Linked DNA regions of Homo sapiens: region 1 is linked to region 2. Evidence: read pairs that join two places in POLR2A ChIA-PET (ENCODE). Cell type or tissue: A673. All regions are shown on one strand. Links, peaks and the distances in the headings refer to the core of each region. The heading gives the core; the rest is flanking DNA.

The links. ChIA-PET counts read pairs that join two places held together with the same protein. Peaks named below come from ENCODE experiments on the same cell type or tissue, not always from the same donor. Only the 100,000 strongest peaks of a DNase experiment are listed, where the experiment ranks them.
Region 1: POLR2A ChIA-PET joins it to region 2 with 7 read pairs; 1 of 35 experiments calls an interaction of 5 or more read pairs at or near these places.

What each region holds. Positions count from the first base shown.
Region 1 is chr2:223,663,926-223,669,319 of GRCh38, forward strand. No RefSeq gene overlaps it. Among named protein-coding and RNA genes, the nearest start is that of SCG2, 64 kb to the left of the region's middle. In A673, for the core only: no CTCF peak of the experiment used is centred there; no DNase peak of the experiment used is centred there; H3K4me3 peaks cover 631 bases; H3K27ac peaks cover 1,589 bases.
Region 2 is chr2:223,599,285-223,604,678 of GRCh38, forward strand. It overlaps SCG2 (secretogranin II), which reads right to left and starts at 3,077. Exons shown (of 2, transcript NM_003469.5): 1 at 3,001-3,077; 2 at 1-12. In A673, for the core only: a CTCF peak has its summit at 3,259; a DNase peak (open chromatin) is centred at 3,117; H3K4me3 peaks cover 702 bases; H3K27ac peaks cover 627 bases.

The DNA.
Region 1 (5,394 bases), core at 310-5,309, 65 kb after region 2:
TTGTATGGCTGGTATAAGACCCAAATACAGGCTGGGCACAGTGGCTCACACCTATAATCCCAGCACTTTGGGAAGCCAAGGAGGGTGGATCACCTGAGGTCAGGAGTTCAAGACCAGCCTGACCAACATAGTGAAACCCCATCTCTACAAAAAAATACAAAATTAGCCAGACGTGGTGGTACCTGCCTGTAATCCCAGCTACTCAGGAGGCTGAGGCAGGAGAATTCCTTGAACCAGGAGGCCAAGGTTGCAGTGAGGTGGGATCATGCCGTTGCACTCCAGCATGGGCAACAAGAGCAAAACTCTGTCTCAAAAAAAAAAAAAAAAACCCAAATACGGATCCATCATGTAATCCACCCATGCTGAGTAATTAATAGGTATACAGCCCTGGGCTAGCTAGTCTCTCATCCAACAAGTTCTCTACAATGAGCAGTGAAGCCAGTAATTCTCCATGAAGGCTTCTCTTTAGTTCTTTATACATCTGTTAAGTGTCTTCTATGCTCAAACATAAAATGCTCCTTCCAACCATTTTAATAAAAAAATCTATTCTGGGATTGATTAAATGTTCTAGTTACTCTCCTGAAGAAAATTACCATGACTCAATATTATTCCAAACAGTCATTTATAAGCTTTTATTATTGTCGTTATTATTTTATTATTGTTTCAAACAAGCTGGTTAGGAATAGGGGCATATCTATTTTAATACAAGATAATCCAACATGATCTAACCGCTCTTTCCAAAGAACTACAGCTTAATAAGATGACCTTAAAAGGCAAATTCTCTAATATTCTCAGGACAGTGTGAGCAAATCCCGTAGAAGAATCTGGATTTTTTAGATAGACATGGTTGTTTTGGGCTCAATGATCATAGGAGATAGGTACCATTATTATTCCCCATATTACTGATAAGGAAATTGAGACAAAGGAGATTAAGTATTTTTCCTGAGGTCACAACTTGCTTATGTTACACAAGATATGGCCCCTTGAGCAACTCGAGAAGCCCACCTCATCTGTTGGTGCATCATCTGTTAAAAACGTGACAGCCTTAATTGTATATGGAACCAAGAAAGTAAAAGTCTTCAAAGAAAAGTGAACACCTCTTCTCCCTCTCATTCAAGTACATGCAGATAATTCAGAGACCCATGGGAGAAAAGAGCACAACTTGGAAAAAACATCTAACTAATTTTTCTATAGCCTTTGAATAACATCAACAGCCTTTCATGCCTGTTACTCTACAACTGGTCAAGATTGACTCAGAGTTCTTGGCTATATCTGTTGTGGGAATGGAGTTGTATTTTCTTAAACAGAAAGTTGAGTGGCTTTGAAAGAGAGATGCAATCCAACTTCTAATTAGCAAAGGAAGACTTGACTACATTTCCAGGCATTGGAAGAACAAACAGAATAAATTTGAATATTGATGGGATGAACACAACTCTACCAAGTGGTAAGCAAAAAATTTCAAAAGAGGAATTATGCAGGAAGAGGGCAAAAATCATCTTTTTAAAAATCACTGAAGTCCAGTGCATGGCTATGGTAGATGCTAACAAGTTCTTGAGACCCAGGATCACAAACTATAGATGCGAAGAAGTAGGCACCAGAAGTGGTCAAACAACCAACATAAGAACATCACAGTTTTTCAAGAAATGGAGCCTGAGACAATGACAAGAGATGAAGAAGATAATGCCAATCCTGGGGGAGGCAAAAAAAAAAAAAAAGTACCACTGAGCCTTTCCTTTTCCAATGTACGGAAGACATCAGGAGACATATTATCTTCAAATAGTCACACAACAACAACAAAATGAAATGTATGAGGGAAATGTATTTTGAAGAGTTTTTATGTAAAGTACTTGCTGCTATGGGAAGAAAAAGAGCAGAGAGTGATGTGGAGGGGGAAAAGGGCTGATAAAACAAAGACAAGTGATCGTGAGAGGTGTACCATGGGGATTTTCTAGCTCATGAAATGCCTCTCAGTATTAGAAAAGATATCCTAAATAAATAGTTGATTTCATAGCACACACCCTTTGCTCTATATGCCTTTTGTCCCTTCTTTTGCTTGGAAACCTCCCTCCCTTTCTTCAAGACTCAACTCTGATCTTATTTCCCTAGCAAACTTTCCGTTAGCAAACTCTCCTAGCAGTCTAAGGGCATCCAGTTGTCTGTGCTTCCTCTATTATCCTCCTTACAGAGTTGTTTTGTTGATGTTTGTTTGGGGCTGTCTGCCCCAACTGGCAAATTTTGCAATCTTGGTACATATATATCATATTGTTTTTCACACAGTTTGAGCTCTACTATCGTTTGTGGATTATGGTGGTAATTTCCATGAAAAACACATTTATTACAAGAAATGAATAAAATTAGAGTCCTATTTTCCTCACTGTTGAGAGTAGGATCACATAAGAGACAGGGGGAATTGTTTTTATAAGAAATGAAGGAAAAATGACAGTTTCTGCATCTAACATTTTAGTTCAGAAATATGACAGTATCCAAGGTAGCCCACAGTATACTTGCAAAAAAATGGGTAAAAGTGCTGAACAAGGCACCTGAAATTGCAATGAAATTAGAAATCCTGTTTTTAAAAAACAGGCTGGAATAATGAAAAACTGCTTAAGGAAAATTTGATATGGTCCTGTAATGAGAAAGAGCCCTGTAATTGCCTTCTTAACCACCACTGAATTTTAAATAGCTCAAGCATTAACTCTTTGCTGCAGGGAGTCTCAAAAGCAAGAGATTTTGTAACGTTAATTGCTCAAATACTCCTAATTTGTTTCCAAGGGGTTGAAACAGCTCTTAATTGTTCTTTCATCTTTGATCAAGGCAAAGGAAAAAAAAATCATGAATGTCAAATTCATTCAACATACATTCAATTCATATATGTTAAAGTTTTTCAAGTATAGCCCAAAATGAAAAACTGCAAAGTTCTCAGACACTTTAGTTGACGATGAATGTGAAAGATGTACTTGTCTCTTCCACCCGTGACTCCTAGAGTTATGAGGGCTCTCAGTCTGGCATGTGGATATCATCACTCACTTTAATTTTAATTTTAATTTTGTGAGAAAGGAGTCATTTTTTTTTCTTTTTTTTTTTCTTTTTTGACAGAGTCTCGCTCTGTCGCCCAGGCCTTCTACCTCAGCCTCCTGAGTAGCTGGGACTACAGGCACCTGCCACCACACCCAGTTAATTTTTTGTATTTTTCGTAAAGACAGGGTTTCACTGTGTTAGCCAGGATGGTCTCTATCTCCTGATCTCGTGATCCACCTGCCTGGGCCTCCCAAAGTGCTGGGATTACAGGCATGAGCCACCGCACCCAGCCAAAAGGAGTCATTTTTTAAAAAAACACCAAGTTGAGTGGTTTCAAAGAATAATTTTTTCGATGTTTTTTGCCCTCTTCCTACATAATTCCTCTTTGGGGATTTTTTTTTTCTCCATTTCATGGAGTTTTGCTCATCTTTTAAACCTCTGTGAACTTTAATTTTTAATTTATAAAACCATCCTTTAAATCTCTGTAAACTTTAATTTTATAGAGATTAAAAGATTACATTTTTTACTCACTCAAATATCAAAAGTATTTCACTGTTTATTAACTTAGATATGCTCATTCAGTTCATTTAAAAACCACAAAGACTATATCAGGATTTTCTGAAATTTTTCCAAAATAAAAATGGTATGAGTTTCATCAAAAACTGTTGATTACTTTTACCACAATTCATCATTTAAGGTCAGGAAAATATTTTTAAAATATATTCAAACTAGCAGATTAATGCATCAGAAAAACAAATAAATAAAAATGAAGGAAAATGGCATACTAAGACAGTGCATTAGATGGTATCACAAATTCACTAGAAGTCAGAAGAGCTTTAAGAAAAATAAGGATGAAAACAGCAGAGTTGTGTCTGTTAGCAGTGAGAACTAAAAGGCCATAACTTTTTTTATGTAGAAGGACCTCACTATTCTGTACAAATATACAATAATATCATGCAATCCCAACAAATAACAATATAATATTAACGCTTTTGTAGTAGACATGGTTGCCCCTGTAACATCCGTCCTCCCATTCTTTCTTGCTGGGTGTCCACCTTCTTCTATGCAATATGCTCAGGGAAGGTGGCCCAATCCCCAATCCAAGGGTATATTTGGACAGATTTTTGACTTTCGCAGCAATCCTGTTTTCCTTGTGTATTAGTCTGTTCTCTTGCTGCTAATAAAGACATACCTGAGGCTGGGTTAATTTATAAAGGAAAGAGGTTTAATAGACTCACAGTTCCACCTGGCTGGGGAGACCTCACAATCATGGTGGAAGACGAAGGAAGAGCAAAAAGATGTCTTACATGGTGGCAGGCAAGAGAGTGTGTGCAGGGGAACTCCCCTTTAAAAAAACCATCAGATCTCAGGAGACTTACTCACTATCACAAGAAAAAGCACAGGAAAGACCCACCCCCATGATTCAATTACCTCCCACCAGGTCCCTCTCATGACACGTGAGAATTATGGGAGCTACAATTCAAGATGAGATTTCGGTGGGGACACAGCCAAACCATATCACTTTGCTAGTGATTCTTTTAAGGCTAGATATATATTCATCACGTGATCAAGGAAAGCCAGTCCCTCTTTTCTCACAGTTGTGTCAGGATCTGTGCACAGAACTGTGACAGACATTTTGCTACCCTGAGGTGGACGGACTTCCACTCTGTAGATGACAGGATAGACACATGAAAGGGACCTGCATTCTCGAAGATATTATGGAGCTCTTCAGTTAACAAACCTTGGAGTCAACCTAACTTGAACTCTGTGGGATGATAAATTCCTTTAGTGTTTAAGGCATCTGGAGCTGAGGTTCTCTGATACTAGCAGCTAGAGACATACCAACTGATATGATATGTTGAAAGAGGTTGCAGACCAACACATGACCCCATCAGGCTTACCTTGTTCACCAAAAAGGAAAAGTTTCCTCAGACTTTCACTTGCTTTCAAAACTGATGTCCTCAGAGTTGCTCAATGAGCCCACTACAAAAATAAGACACAGAAATCACAAGCTCTCAGGACTGAGAATTTTGGAGGAGGTTAAGAGGGAGCTGCTCTTCCCCATGCTTCCGATTTCCACCACCTTCCCTACACTTCTGACCCTCTTCCAGCTTTTCCTCACTTCTGTTTGACTTATGGGAATTTTCAGTATTTGCAACACACACCCAGAAACTCTGCCACTTACCAGCTTTGTAATTGTGGACAAATTATGTAGTTTCTTTTGACTTTGATTTCCCAGTCTCAAAAATGAAAGAAATAGTAGTATCTAAGTCATGGAGCTGTTAAGAGTATTGAATAATTTAATATATGGAAAGGTATTATACTTCTTAGAATAACACCTGGTACCTAGTGTGAATGATGACTATTTTTATAGAT
Region 2 (5,394 bases), core at 330-5,329:
TTGAAAGATTTCCTTAAAACATAAAAAATATGAGTTACACAAATGAAACAAACTAGAAGACACTATAGCAAAAGAAATAATTGATCATTGAGGTGAGGAAAAAACATAGTAGATATTATTTCACATTAAGCTTAGGATAACTCTTTTTAAAAATTCATGAATATTTTCCACATGATTCCCACAAGCAAACCACAGGAATCTTTAGCAAAATTATTACTCATTCACCAAAAACTTGCATAGCATTCTCTTAGTTAAAACAACAGCAAAAACACTGATATGAGATTTCTTAAATTTTATTTTTTCATTTACAGAACTTGTAGTTTGATGTTTAGTACATGTTGTTTCTCTATAATAAAGCAGCAAATACTTCCCAAGATGTTTTAATTATTTTATATATTGAAGTCTATTGGCAAAATAATGTGTTGGCTTAATTTAAAACATGCATTTACACATACGCGCCCACAAATTATGTCCTTAAAGTTGTGTCAAAAAACATGTGGTTTATTTCCTGAAATGTCCATCTAATTTTGTTGCTGAAACACAGCTGCAGTTACATGACCATATATGACAAAGTAATACTTTTATATGTCAATCATACCGAATTACCTTCTGGGGAGTCCTATCCAGATATATTTTTCAGAAATAACTTGTTCTCAATCTGATACCGAATCCAATGATCCATAAATAACCTCCAGAACACGGGTCTTCTCAGATTCCAGCCAGTAGACTAAACCAATGAAGTTTCTTTTTGTGTGAACGTGCTAAACCAATAAAGTGTTTTAAAATCTCTTTGCTTCATATTTCTTCTAATAATTTATATTATGACTGTCTTGCAAAATGCAATTGTGGTTATACTTTTCATCAGCCCTTCAGAGTGTATAGTAAATAATAACAGATGCTACAGAGAGAACATAAGTTTTTTTAGCTAGTCTATTTCTGAACTTGTGAGTGTTCAGATTCAGTTTGTCTTCTGTCTGTGTCTATTTTGGTATGGACCTGTGAAATCTTAAATCACTCATACTGTTTAGAAAAATCTTAAAATAACCACTATGTAAATCCCAATTCAAATAAACACAGATGATGTGCTGAATTCTTCCTACTTAAAAATCTCCATTCATTATTTCCTCCGATGCCTTAAAATCTTACATAGGAATTAGGAAGAGGATTAGTTTTTATGTGTTTTACATTTAATATTGCTAACATTGAAAAAACTATTTTAATATTGGCTATTTTGTTGTAAACAAAATGAATGTAAGAGGAGTTTACAAGTTTGTTCATATCTTTACCAGATCATGGTTTTGTGATAGATAAGCTAAGTTATATGTATACAATTTTCTGTTAGCTTAGACATCAATTGTAGAAAATACCATTGTTCACAAGATCATATTGATGATTTTGTTTCCAGTTTTTTAGAGCCCAATAATGGCTTAGTTATGAAAACATTTTAGCATACGTATATACCTATTTAAATGATTCACGTTTACCAGAGTACTTAATTTATTGAAAGAAACATCTTGAAAGGCATTTGAGAGGATACTTCCAAAATATTTATTATAAATACATGTTTACTATAAGTAATTTTATTCATAAAATAATGAGGTTCAAATAAAAATACATTATGCACTCTTGTTTATATTATTTCAGGATTAATGTAGCTTTGGTAATCAACTTTCAACATTGGCATTTGAAATAATAATCTTAAAAACCTTACTGAACTTATTTTTTTTGAAGCCACAATACTGAAATAGTCTTAACATGTGGATTATATGCTCATCTTTAAAATCATTATCTTGGAACTGCACTTTGCTGTAAAGTTGAAGCAGACTACTCATTGCAGTTGTTTAAACCACAGCCTAAGAAGTGCTACCCTTTGCTTAACTATTCAGCTTCAGTTTGAATGACATAGTTATTGCCTTTGAGTGAGACCCAAAGGATTCTTTTCCCAGGTAGCAGCTCTTTCAAGTAGTAAAGATGTTTCAACAGCTCTACTATTCTATATGGGGTTTGATTTAAAATTGAATTTTCTGAAATCCAAATAATTAGAACATTATTTTTCCCCTGATAGCTATCATTAAAATCTCTCAAGTTAAAATGTCTTTTCTGTTGAATTCAGGCTAGAGCATTGACACATGCAGGTGACTATATGTAATTTAAGCAATTCAACTAGTTGGGATACAGAAAAAATGAAATACTTGTCCCAGACAAAATCTTTAGCAACATATTGAACATCCTCTTTAAATCAAATTATAGCAATAACAATAACAATTTACAAAGTTATGAGTATTTTCATCATGTATTCAAAATGATCATTTCTCTGTAATTCATGGTCACAGCCAAATTACAACCCAAGATAATATTTTGCCCTGGAAAAAGGAAGAATCCAGTGTTCAGGAAAATCCTAAGTTAACATCTTAGAACTAAAATTAGGAGATAATAATGTAAGCTCTTTCAAATATACAAGTTCAGAAAAGAATTTTATGTGGTTAGTTAATTCAGAGCTCTTGTAAGATAAATATCAAAGAAAAAAAACCTAGTTCCAAAATGGGTTGCCTTTATGACTAACATGCTTGACAGCCTTTGTATCATTGGAAACCTACTGTTAAGAATATTAAACATATAAATTATACCCCTGGCTTCGTATCTGGCTCTTAGTGGCAGAAATAATAAATTTTGGAAAGAAACAAGATATTGGGCTTGGTTAACTTTACATTAATCTGTGTATTGACACTAAAATCCTTAACTTTTTCACTCTTTTTTATATGATTATCTAAGTAACATTCTGGTTAGTAAATATCCAACATCAAGTAGTATAAAGCATAGACCCGATCATGTATATACACATATGTAGTGTCCTTACATTGGCTGATGAGCAGCAGGTTGCTATTCAGTTATCCTATCGACATAAGCTTGCCAAACAGTCTTTTTCTTCTCAGCTAGGAATTAAAAGAAGAGCATGCAATTTGGAACTTTCCAATAAATCAAAGAGAAAAGCAGCCTTACCTCTTTTTGTTTATATGGCAGAGGAGCTCCACAGCATATTCCTCCCCGTTCTCCGGGCGAGCTTCTCGGGCCGTTTCAGCACACGGACAGCTCCTCTGCTTATAGGGAGCCGCTGCGCCTGACTCCGCACTGCCACACTGACGTCACCGGGTTCAGCCACAAACCCCAGCACAAGCGAGGTTTTTCAAAGAACCAAGAGAAAATAATCACTTTATATTTAAAAAAAAAAAAAAAGAAAGAAAGAAAAGAAAAGAAAAAAAAGTTGCATGCTTACGCCACCTGTCTTTTTGTGGCAAAAATTGCAGTTTTCCTTTTTCTTTTATCAAAATCTTTGAGACGGAATAAACTGCTCTGCACGATTTCTCTTACAAAGAAAGAAATGTGTGTCAGACAGACATGGCTAATTGCAAGACAATCTCATCTATGTTCTAGCAACTTGTTATAATAGTTTCTTGGTGTCACTGTTGTAATTGTTGTCGTCGTTGTAAGAAAGTTTTACAGACAAGGATTATTTTTTCATCTTTGCCCACAAAGAAATTACATTACCATTTCCTGTTATAACCAAGATGAATGGAGGACACATTATAAATATGAAAGGCCATATTTCTTATCATGACCACAGCCATCATTCTTTTAAAATCATATTTATTTGAATAAAACAGAGAGTTCTCTCTCTTTTATATGAGAGCCAACTTTAATAGCTTATATAGTTTTTTAAATGGGTATTTATCAGACTTCAAGCTTAGTAGCTAATAATTCTTTATATCTCTGTTACTGTCTTTCACAATATCTGATCTCAGAAAGGGAAGCTCAGAAGTTGAGTGCTGATGAAAATACTTTCATCTACTTAAAAAAAAAGTCTTTTCACTGTTTGGGAAAAATGTGACACATACGTAACTAGAATTCATTTGCAATCGAAAGGAAGTTGTACTATAAATATTTCCCTTCTCCTGTTGAATCAGATGAGTTGAATACCTTCCATGAATGTGAACAATCCAGGGAATAATACAGCAATTAACTTTCAACCTCTCAGATTTATAATTCATAATCATTCCTCTGCCTTACCAGATAACCTGATTATATATTTCAATAATTTATATGGATATAAATTTTAAACTTTATTTTATTAAAGATATGAGTTTCTAAAAACTGTATATGTTGACATATACTTTAAGAATGCAACAGAATCTTGCCATATAAGAGATCCCATGTGTTTCTGCTAAATGAACAATCAGCCACTGACTCAATAAATTGTAATACCTACTAGGTGCCAGATACATTGCTAAATGCACAATTGTTAACTAATACAAAAATAAGTGATTTTTTTGCCTTTGATGAGCCTTTCAGCTAATGGGGATGACATGCAAATAAACACATAATTTTCATATAAATTGGAAAGCATCAATAGAGAGGTTAGCTAGCAGTGTTTGGACCATTTGGATAGCCAATGGGTTCAACCTAGAAATTCAGGGGGAAACAATGTCCTGGAATAAAAGGCCTAAGCTGAGATTTCTCACTATCAGGTTTTCTTACAAGGATTTCTAACTATGTTAGTACTTTTGAATTCCTCGAAAAAATAGGAAATGGCTTAAAGTCTTACAGAAAAAATCTTGGAAAAATGTGCCTCGATTCTCCCTATTTGGTTTTCCTAAACGACTAGGAGATCATCATTTGTGGATTGATATGAATTCATATACACTCAGACTGGGGTTATATGTCCAATTCATCCAACAAATTTTGCCTCATAGTGGTTTTTTAGGGCATGATCAAATGCTGGGTTGAAGAGACCTAAATATGACCCATTTCTCAAGCATCATCTCAATGACACCAGCTCATTCACTGACATCCTTAGCTAAGATTGCCTTAAATCTTAACAAAGCCCTGGCTAGCTGCTCCAAGTTTGACCTAATTTTCTGTCCAGCAGTTCTGTGTGACCAGTTCAACTAACCAGTATCAACGCAGCTTTAGAAAACTCTGCAATTATTCTTAAAATGTTGAGTTTGTTCAGCATAGGTCTCAAAAGCCCTCCAGAAAGTCATCCTGACTAGGCTAATTCATTTATGTGGAACTAAACTTTTTGGCAAGAACCAGAAGCTACGGTTCTTCTAAAGCCCCAGAGTCAACATCTTGCCTGGAAATATCTTCAATCATCCAAAAGACATGCAAAACCTCATTCAAAATCTCCAAGTAGATGTGAGATGCCAGGAGGCTGTTGCTGGGATGGATTGGCTCCACTAGGCTCAAGATGTGGGTAGAACAATAAGCCATTGTGGGCTATTGAATTTCTGCCTATCTTATGAGACTATGATAAATACCTCTCACTTACTGAGTTCTGTTATGATCCAAGCACTGTACTTGGAACCTAATTTAATCCTCCGGACAACTATAACAAGT